Regions from separate parts of the Mus musculus genome. Here region 2 is linked to region 1. A link is a loop called in an ENCODE intact Hi-C map of the cell type or tissue named here. Cell type or tissue: left cerebral cortex. All regions are shown on one strand. Each heading gives the region's core, and the rest is flanking DNA. Links, peaks and the distances in the headings are about the cores only.

What was found. A loop is a pair of places that touch in the nucleus more often than their neighbours do. Peaks named below come from ENCODE experiments on the same cell type or tissue, not always from the same donor. Only the 100,000 strongest peaks of a DNase experiment are listed, where the experiment ranks them.
Region 2: it touches region 1 in a loop (2.4-fold over the local background); 7 of 42 quality-filtered maps call a loop at or near these places.

What each region holds. Positions count from the first base shown.
Region 1 is chr10:5,158,587-5,163,965 of GRCm38, reverse strand. Syne1 (spectrin repeat containing, nuclear envelope 1) reads left to right here. Exons shown (of 146, transcript NM_001347711.1): 98 at 1,498-1,632; 99 at 2,405-2,514. Among named protein-coding and RNA genes, the nearest start is that of Gm51757, 170 kb to the left of the region's middle. In left cerebral cortex, for the core only: a CTCF peak has its summit at 2,205 (motif pointing right); DNase peaks (open chromatin) are centred at 2,207 and 3,988.
Region 2 is chr10:4,661,719-4,667,097 of GRCm38, reverse strand. It overlaps a transcript of Esr1 not described here. Among named protein-coding and RNA genes, the nearest start is that of Esr1, 46 kb to the left of the region's middle. In left cerebral cortex, for the core only: no CTCF peak of the experiment used is centred there; DNase peaks (open chromatin) are centred at 1,552 and 2,573.

The sequences.
Region 1 (5,379 bases), core at 267-5,266:
TTCCTGCAACTCTTGAAAACAGAGTTGAAGAGGCAAGGCTGGGGCGGGTGGGGGTGGGGAAGCCAAGGATGTTCAGCCATCTTGGAAGCCCTTGCTGCAAGTTATTAAGCTCTGCCGCCTTGTGACAAAATGACTGATGGAGACAACTTTAGGGAATGAGAGACTTGGTTTTTTTGCTTTGTGTTTTCAGAAGTTTGACTCAATGACACACTTACTAATGATAGTGGCAAGGCAAAGATATCATGGCTTAAGGGCAAGGCAAAGCTTTAAAACTCAGGCAAGGAAAGAAAAAGTACCCTTCAAATGCCACTAATGACCCTTTCCCGGTGGGCTGCTTTTCTCCTTGTTCCACCTCTTTTCAGTTGTCCACCCCGATTTTTAATCCATGGGTAGATTAATACTGTGGATTTTGGCAGAGCCCTCAAGACCTAACAGACACAAGGAGCAGTTATGCCTTCCTATTCTCCCATGTGCCCTGTACCCAGCCAAAGTCCACAGCCAGCATTAACCTTCATGTCTTGCTCTTCTTGAATTCTAGAATGTGAACCCAACCGTGGATTTACTGTTTCTCAAAGGTGTTGATCTCTTTGGTTGATAACCTTTAAAAAAAAAACAAAAAACAAAAACAACAAAACAAAAAAACAAAAACTGTTTAAGAAGCAAGGACTTGCTACTGTGCCCATTTTGGATAGATAACATGAGAGAAATGTTGGCCGGGCGAAGCTTTTAGAGGAGGGACAACAAAGTTTGACATGTAATGATTATCTGGGTAGCATTTTACCTTTGTGTGATTTTAATATGTTCATAAAAGGGTTGAGTTTTATATTTATGTGGAAAAAATTTAGAATAATACTTGAAGACTACTCTGGAAAAATGGGCTTCCTTAGAAATAACCCTGGACATAATCACCTGCTTACTCTTGTTCCTAAAAGTCTCAAAGTCTTGTGTCACCATCACTTTTTTAATGGAGTGCAATGATGGTGATGAAGTCATTATCCCAACTACACCAAAGGAGTTGTCTTTCCAGTGAGGTGAGGTTTTCCTGTGAGTGGTTTCAACCCTAGGACAAGGGACTGAGGTGCATAGTGTAGGTACCAAAGCAAACCTGGCCTCCAGGTTCTCCCAGCATCCTTCAGTCCCTACCTGACATACTCCTCCCCCTCCCCCAACCCTAAACTTTCCAGCCCTGGGGCTGGGCACCATTCCACTGTATAATCCAGCATTCTTTGTCTCCTTGTTCAGTCTCTCTCCCTCTCTCTCTCCTCCTCCCTCTGACACCCACACTTTTTCTCTCCTTTACCATCATCTCCTCTGTCTCCCTTTCAATGGCAACTTCCCTCTCCTCCTTCCTTGGGGCCAGAGAACTCGCCCGCCCCAGAGCAGCCTCCCAATAAACCTACACTTCATATAATCTATTTGGCTTGAATTGGCTCATTTCATCGGCAGAGAAACAACTTTTCAGTGTGGCCCCTGATTCCTGTCTTATCTTGTTCAAAGCAGGGAGTCACACAAGAGAAAGAGGAGAACGATGTTGACTTCACAGACACCCAGAGCCCCGGCGTGCAGGAATGGCTGGCACAAGCCCGCACCACAAGGACCCACCAGCGGCAGAGCAGCCTCCAGCAGCAAAAAGTAAAGCCTTTTCCACCTTCCTGTGGGCATCTCTGCCATGAGCAGAGCTTGCGGGCAGTGTTTCTGTGACCGTAGGTTTTGTTGACATGAGTTTTGTTTTGTTCTGGTTTCAATGCTGGGAACGGAACCCAGGCCAGGCCTGGGATCCACATCCCAGCATGGATATGGGTCTTGAGTAGTTCTTTGATGCAATGTTTGCTTCTATTTTACTATAACACAAAAGCCCCAGCAAGGCTTCTGAGAATGGGCAAAGCTCTGAAATGCATTTTTCTCCCCAAAGAAATGAAATGTGTTTCCTATTTTCTAGTAGACTCCTCACAAGACCCAATTGTAAATGGATGTGATACAAATGATTTCAGTCGATTAATTTTTTTAAGGAAACTAACTCAGTGTAAAAGGAATACATAAGTACCTTCTCATGTCAAAGTGTAAACTCACTTACTGTGAGTGCACGCAACTCAGATTGGCTGATAATCAAGTTTAACTGTCCTGAACTGATGTTTGTAAGGAGTCTGTCCTGGCTAGTCTGAGACAGCTTTGACTTTGAAAGGAAAGAATATATTTCACCACATGAGGGCGCTGTTGTCCAGCAAAAATTTTCTGTTCCTGTTGCTTTTTCAGTATATTTAATCAGAACAAGAGTATTTGCCTAAACTGTGCTCAGATTTACAGTTATTAGAGCCCTCCTTACGTTCTGAGGAAAGGAAGCAGTGACGGTGACAGCCACCATCAACTGCTCTCTGAAGTGACCATAACGTTTGCGTTTGTGCAGGAGTTCGAACAGGAGCTGGCCGAGCAGAAGAGCCTCCTCCGCTCAGTAGCTAGCCGTGGAGAGGAGATTCTAACCCAACATTCCACCGCAGAAGGTTCAGGTGGCCTTGGGTATGTTTTGAAATTGCAACTTCCTTTTCTCGTGTTTCTCTGTCATTTGAAAAAAACGGAACACCTTGCTCCATAGTTACTTTCCACACAAGGCACTGACACCGCCCCCCCCCCCCCCCCATTCACTTTAGGATATTAAATGTCTCTGCACTGCCAAGCATTTTGCTGTGCAGATAGAAAAATGGCTGCTGATAATGACTAATGAGTTTGCCTTCCTGGAGGCCCAGCACACATATCATTTTCTGAGTCAAATGTGTTATCAAATCACATCTGTGATATTTCCAACTGATGACTATACCTAATCAGAGTGTTTTCCTCTTGAGAACTCCTGCAGAATATTCTTAAGAAGTAAAAATAATAATAAAAAGGATGTATATGCAGGCTAAGTGGTAGACTTCCAAACAGCTTTCTTCCTATAATCCCTACATATAAAGTTTTTTATCCTGGGGAGTAGGATTGGAATGGACACTTTGAAAGTCTTACATACAGAAAGATGAAATATTCGACTAGACTTCTCAACAGGAGGTTTTTATTTGCAAGCTGGAAAGGTAACAGGGCTACAGCCAGTGGGGTATGCCTGTGACTTGAACCACGGACCTTGGGTGTCTTGGCTTGCTTACCTACAGAGTTATGATAATACGGAGCAACCATCAAGACAAAATGTTTTGATAATGATACAAAGAAAACCCTTTCCTTTTATTTGTTTTTGCCATGACAGGTATTCTCTGGTTTCCCTAGAACTCACTCTATAGATGAGGCTGGCCTCAAATTCACAGAGATCCACCTGCCCCTGCTTCCCAAGTGCTGGGATCAAAGGTGTGTGCAGCACCACCCAGCTCGGAAGCACCTTTTGTTCCTAGGGGTCAGTAAAGACCTGAGTGTCTGAGTGCAGTCTTTGCTTGTTTCTCTTGGCTCTTTCTCCTTGTGCTTTGTTTCCTGATTCTAAACCCTGTTTCAGCAAAATAATATAAAAAAGAGTAGATGTTAGAAAGATGTTATAAGATATTATTTATAATGTCAAATAATTGAAAAGGCAGGAGTACCTACTAGCATCAAGAAAAAAATTACAACATGGTATCAGAAATCTTACATGTGGAAGCTGAGGAACATTGTGAATTGAAACAACACATTGTATTCAAATGGATCACTGGAGATAACAGATGTGGCTACTAAAGTGTTTTTGTAGTTTACTCAACACTGACTCCGTGATTCTGAGTGTTGATATATTGCAGATATTATGGGATGCGTAGTTTTGACATTTAGGTCTCCCCAAATCTGTGAAAGCTGAAATAATTGCTACCGTCCACCAAGTTTAGAAAGATCCGTGATAAGGTCTTTAAAATACATCAGCAGCAAAGCCCCAAATGAAGGGGACGCTCGTCTAGGCTAGTAGAGCAGCGTGTCTTTTCTCTCACTACCCACTAAGCAGCTCTGAGGCATTCGCACATCTACAGTTTCTCAAGCCCTTTATTTATATCTCTGCTTTTGAGAAGGAGACAGCTAGTGAGTGCCGTCTGCTTGGCAGACAGTCGGTTCCACAAAAGAGCTATGGGAATCTTGTGCAAGTTTCTTGTGGTTAAAAAGAAAAAAAAAATGTTGCTGTTGTTTTTTGCTCCCTTCTCCTTGGCCTTCAGCGTTGGCTAGAGCCCAGACAACAGATAAACATCTACAAGTTGCTTTAGTTGCTCTTTCAAATATTAAACTCGTGTAAAAAGAAATCTGTCTTGCATGGTAGCTTTCTGTGAAGATTAACTTTAAAAGAGTGGTTCAAGATCTTGAACCACTTCGGAATTCTTCAATGGTTATACAAACTCCTTAGAAAAATCGCCCTTCAGTGTAACTGAGTCCAGTTCACACCTTCTGTCAAGAAAAATCGCCCTTCAGTGTAACTGAGTCCAGTTCACACCTTCTGTCAAGTTCCCGGTTATTTCTAAGGCTAAGAAGGAAAACCAGCTTGGAATTCATTGACATTAAAAAAAATTTTTTTCCCCCATGAGAAATGAAAAGAGAATTTCTGATGTAAAACTAACTCGCTGCTATTTTTATATGTGTCATTGGTGAAGTATAAGAATACAAATGGTAACTACTCCCTTGGCTCGATATGAATTTTCATGCAAACACTGGAGATGAGGCCATTGTAACCAACGCAGAAGAAAATATAATAAAGAGATTTCATTTCATATGAAGTTTCAAACTCCTTTCTTTTCTATTGAAAGTGTGTTTTGTTTTGTTTTGTTTTTAAACAACATTCAATTAGAGGCATTTTTTCAACATTAATTTTTAAGGTCAATGTATGTCAACAGGCAGACCATTAACCTCCACATGGTAGCCGTTCATCACATAGAGCTGTAGGCATCAAGTATGTTCTATTTAACTTTGAAAACTGTGTAGCATGTGAATGTCATGACAACTGGGGCTCAGAGAGATGTGGCCCAGGTTACCCTGAGTTCCAGCACTAACCGCTGTCATAGGCACTTGGCTTCCTGTTCCTGCTTTCTGCATGCTGGGGATGGAACCCAGGGCCCAGGCATGCTTAGGCAAGTGTTCTACCATCGCCCTACCCCCACCCCATGCCTGCTCCCAGCCTCAGATAGACCTGGGGTCCCTCCTGTCCTTAAATGGACCTGGGATTCTTGCCGTCCTCCTCAAGGCACATCTTCCATCTGTCCCCTCATCTCCTGTCCCTCTACAGCGTGGCCCGAATATCCTGTATATTCTTTATGGTAAAAGTTCTCATTAGGCTAACAATTTTCAATTTTGAACCAATTTATAGGCTGATTATCAAAGGATCCTAGTCTATGATCATACTATAGTTTATTTCATGCTTAGCCATTTTCAATGTGTTTTTAATATTCCTGTGTTCAT
Region 2 (5,379 bases), core at 145-5,144, 500 kb after region 1:
TTTCCCCAACTCTTTTGTTTTGGTTTGGTTTGGTTTTGGTTTTTTGTTTTGGTTTTGGTTTTGGTTTTTTTCAAGACAGGGTTTCTCTGTATAGCCCTGGCTGTCCTAGAACTCACTTTGTAGACCAGGATGGTCTTGAACTCAGAAATATGCCTTCCACTGCCTCCCAGGTGCTGGGATTAAAGGCGTGCACCACCACTGCCCGGCAACTCTTTTCTATATAAAAAGGATTGTCTGGTTCTCAATGGTTAGCCCTACAAACCAATGTGGTTTGGATTCTTTACAATGGGAGGTCATAATCTGAGAGTCACAGACGGTCAACAGTTGAAGAAGTCACACCCCGACTATGATATTAGTGGACTGAGCGCATTAAAAACTTGAGGCTGTAATATCTCAGGAGGGGGATCCTAGAGTTCTGATGAGCAAATGGTGAAGAGTAATACTACTCTTGTTCTGTAAGAGGACCTGGGCTCCACTCCACACGGAGACTCACAGCCGCTGTAACTCCAGTTCCAGGGGATCTAATGCCCTCTTAAGGTTTCCACAGGGTCCTGAATGAGCATGGTACACACACGTACACTCACTCACACATGTACATGTTAAATAAATAAATTAGTAAATAAATAATGTTTTTTCTTAAAAGAAAGAAAACTACAAGGAAGCCAGCGTGCTACCCCCAAAGCATTCAGGAACTTTTTTTAATTGTAAATAAACATAGAAATGGGAGTATCAAATGTCTAAAGGAGAAAAATACTGAAAACAGTGTTTTAAAAGTATTATGTGTTGACGGTAGCATATTTGGTTGGGGGGGCAGGGGAGAAAGAGAGGGGGTAGGCACTGTGCACATGTGGAGACAAAAGGGGCATTTGTGGAGTCATTTCTCTCCTTCCATCTACTCTGTTTCTGGACATCAGACTCCTGTCATTTGGCTTATTCAGCAAGTGCTCTTTATCTGCTGAGCCATCTTGCCAGCCTGACAGAGGCTCTTGAATAGTATACCGCAGTTCTTTCCATTGTATTGATTTGACACCTTGAAAGAAGAACTTGAAAAGAATACTCTTTTGCTACATATTTGCAGTTCGGGGCTATCATTTTTTATCATCCCCGTGACAAGTCTGGCAGCAAACCCCACACATGTTGGGAGCCGGGAGCAGTGTTATAATTTCTAAGGAGACAGCTGCAGTATCAAAATGATCATAGTCAAAAGCAGGAAGTGATCAAAGGGAAACAGCATTTCTAAATTCTGCCATTGGAAAGAATCTTTCCCCAAGCAAGCCCCTACATTCTAAGTCAGTATCAATAATCAATCTCAGAATGTTCCCAGGCACCCTTACTAAGTTTTCTTAACGCCCAGAGAATGAGGAAGTTTTTTGTTATTTAAAGTAAAAATAAATTACATTAAAAATCAGCCTTAAAAGGGACAGAATTCTGAGCAACATCAGGTTCTGGCTCTCACTGCTAATTGGAGTGACTGCTTTTAGCAAACCCCATAGCCGCTAAAAGCCTCTGTTGCTACGTGACTCCTTCACCAGCACCAAGGACACAATGCTATTGGCTGTCTTCTTCCAGAGCCACAGCTACAAAATTTGCCAACCAAAATAGGGAGCCAATTCCATTGCTCAAACATAGGGAGAAAAATCTTAAAGATGTCACTGGAAGAAACTGCAGACATATTTCCGTCTGAGTGGCTTGGGTAAAGTAGTCGACCCTTACAAGATACTGTTTGAAACTGTGTATGATGTGGAGCTGCCTACAAAATGAAAAGCCATTAGCCCATTCTTGGTTACCTTCTTGCCAGGGCACCAACCAGCTGGTGCACTGCAGTTTTGGAAAAATACTGTGAACCTCTGTGTCAACAACTGTGTTTCTGTAGGATGCTTGTTCTGAGAAGGGTAAAGTTTTACTTTAAATTGGATCGAGTTTTATTAGTTAAGACTCCTGGCTTGGATATCAACTCTCTGTTGGGGTGTTTTGGTGTTTTTGATTGGTTGGTTGGTTGGTTGGTTGATTTTTGTCTTGGTGTTCCTAAATTTGCAGCTTCATTCATATATGCTGGCTTCTTTAAAAAAGAAGAAGAAGCAGAAGAAGAAGAAGAAGAGAGAGAGAGAGAGAGAGAGAGAGAGAAACTACATTTGAACAATACTCCTCAGGAATGATTTCATGAACCATTCAGGGTTCGACAATACTTTTCTAGAAACCTCATTGGTCTCATTCATTTCCCAAGATTCTTAGCTACATGTGTTGTGCTATGACTAAACTATTAGAAAGAAGTTACTGAGAATAAGTGGGGAGGGAAAAATCCAAAACTGGTATCACTAAAATGGACCCCACTTTTCACCCAAACAGTGTCATTCCCTTCCCCAGAATTAAGGACCAGACATATGTAAATATTATGCAAATGAGCATATATTCACTCTTTCGTGGCTGTGACATATCATAGCCCCCAGGATCCCTAACAGCTAGCCTTTCCCTAAAGAAATCTACACCACGTATTTTAGGCATGCTTGTCTGAGCTTGAGCCCACTCAGGCTGAACGAGAAAACAACTTAAATATCTAAGTCGTCTCCCAGATGCCGGCCTGAGTGTCTGGTACGAGTGCAGAAGCCAGTGAAACATCGGGTCTCTGAGTCATGTCTACACTGCAGCTCCACGGAAGCAGTTTCCCAGGTTTCTGTTTTCTGTGGGTTGGGTTTTGTATTCTTTTCCTTACTTGGGTTTGCTTTGCAGGTTTCTCCTCAAATCAACCCCCAGCTCTTAGAACAAATGTTTACCAAGCCAAAGAAAATGCCCTGCACCGCACCTTTGTTTCCCCCATTGAGACAGTGTGTTGTTGTTTTTGTTTTCTTCTTTTCTTTTAATCACAGCCACAAAATTAGGCCTGATTTCCAGAACAAAGCCAACCTGATTGGCACAGACTTCTCAAATCTTGTCTCTTGGGAAATTACACATTTAGAGCAAAACAAAATCTGCCTGAAAAGGTCTTATTTTAGGGTCAGCATTAAAAAGAGGCCTCAACTTCAGGAAAATCAGAGGATTGTTTCTCACCTTGAAGGCAAACCACTTTTGAAAGCCTGAGAAAATTATACCTAGTCATTTTAAATTGTCATTGAAAAGCTAGGAAATGGCTTCATTCCAGTATGTCTCCTTGGTGTTTCTGAAAGAAAGCCATAGGAGTTTCTTTAAAATCCCTAGAGAAGGGCTGACAAGATGGCTCAGCAGTTAAAGATGCTTGCAGCCAAGCCACCCATTCAGAGTTCAGTCCCCAGGAACCTTCTATTATTGTTCTGCTAAATGGACACCGTGTTAAAGCATCTCCTAATGACTTTTCATTACCCCCATAGCTTAGGGCCTCTCTTAACCCTCACCAGAGAAGCTTCTGTTTGCAGTAGACTCAGTTAACACAGACTGGTCAAGGTGCAGGGAATAAGAGACTATGGAATGTTCAGCCGTAAACAGGACACCTACATTACATCCGGTCCTCCCATGGCTCAGCGATCATTGAGGAAGATGAGGGGATAAAGCTTGTAAGAGCCAGAGACAGTGAGTAACTACAAGGAAACAGTGGGTTTTCCAGACACAGCAGTACAGTTGCACATGTGCTTGAACTTACAGTGTGCACCAGACCTGCACAAACTGGAGCCCATACCCAGCATGGGGTTTGCGACGTGGGCACAAAGTCCCATCCTTGGCTGAGGAGCTATTCACAATTGATAGTTGCTGGGAGAGGGAGAGTCCATTTTCTTTAAGTGTGTGTGGCCCCAGAGGGTGCTCACACACCTAAGAGTATGTGGGCAACACAAATTGGACTTGATGGTTCAGAAAGAGAGAGAGAGAGAGAGAGAGAGAGAGAGAGAGAGAGAGAGAGAGAGAGAGAGGGAGGAAAGGAACAGGAAGCTGTGCAGATCTAGAAGGGCATGTAGATTTGGGAGAAGATGGGACAGGGAAATGACGACAGTCAAAACCCATTGTACAAAATTCTCGAAAAACTTATTAACAAAGGAAACTGCAGAATCTGTTTATACATTAGCTCTCACTTGATAATAAAAAACAAAGGCTGATCTTTCCCGACGAATAAAACATTATGGTATGCAAAACAAGACAGACTAAAAAGCCATAGAGTGTATTGCTCCATTTCACAGAAAAATTCAAACCAGGACTCCACAGAAACAAAAAGAGATGCTGTAAATTAGAGTCTCATGGTGGCTGCACAGCTCTGGGCCTTTTGCACACTCCATGGGTGGATTTTAAGTCACCTGAAATGTGTCTTGACAAAACTGAACAATATCGTTTAGAAGTGTTATCCACCACGACTGCACATCCTCTTCACACTCATTCCTTGAAAACACAACCATGTGAGAAGACACTGGTTGAAAAGAAAAACAAGTAACAGTGGCTACTTTTAAATTCATAAATATCTACCACCCGGAAGGAAACAGCAAGCATTGATCTCTCTGAGACAACTCCATAGTAAGGAAAAGAATGTATCCAGGGCTTGCTTCCCACAGTGGCTCATTGGCCTGCTCAGTGGTTCATTCATTAAATACCCTTGCTGCCTCCTAGAACCTATCTGGTCTGTGCACATGTGTGCGCCTGTGCACACTGACTCTCCTGGACTTCCCTGAGCAATCACCATCTAGAGCATTCAGGATATAGAACATTTGCCTATCACTCTTTCCATCCATTGACCACTAAAAGACTGAGAGAAAAAAAAAAAAAAACACCTTTGATTTGCTCACATCGAAAATCAAAGCATCCAATAAAGAAAAGACAAATGTAGATAACCAGAGTAATGTGAAAATGGTACAACCAGCCTACGACATCCTGGCTGGTCCTAGAAAATCAACAGAAAAGCTCTCTTTAGCCCCTTCTTAGTATTTGACATTGCGGTGGCAAGTTATGTATATTCTTTTAAATTTGGTATTGATTGCCAACCTGATTGCATCTGAAATCAATTAAGAACCTCTGGGTAGGTCCGTAAAGACATTTCCATGAAGGAGTAGCTGAGGGGAGAAGCCCCTCTCCAGTGTGGGCAGCGCCTACAGTACCCCAGGTCTAAAGACATGTGAAGGCAAGGTTTTGGGCAAACTCTAACTTTGCTCCTTTCTGATAAGCATCGTCACCGCCACCGCCACCATCACCAGCACCAGCACCGCCATGCTTTTCGAGGTTTTGAGCCCAGCTTCCTCAGCCTTCCAACAGAAACTAAAAATCAGTCACTCTTCAAGAATTCTCCAGACCTTCAGCACCAAATTTGGTAGAGTTGAAGCATCCAGCTTTGTGAGCCGGGAGGTTCACAACGGGTCCCTAGCCTGGCTGGAATGTGGACAGCTCCTGGTACAGTTGCCAGTACTTCCTCCATAAGGCAATCTAGGAAACCTC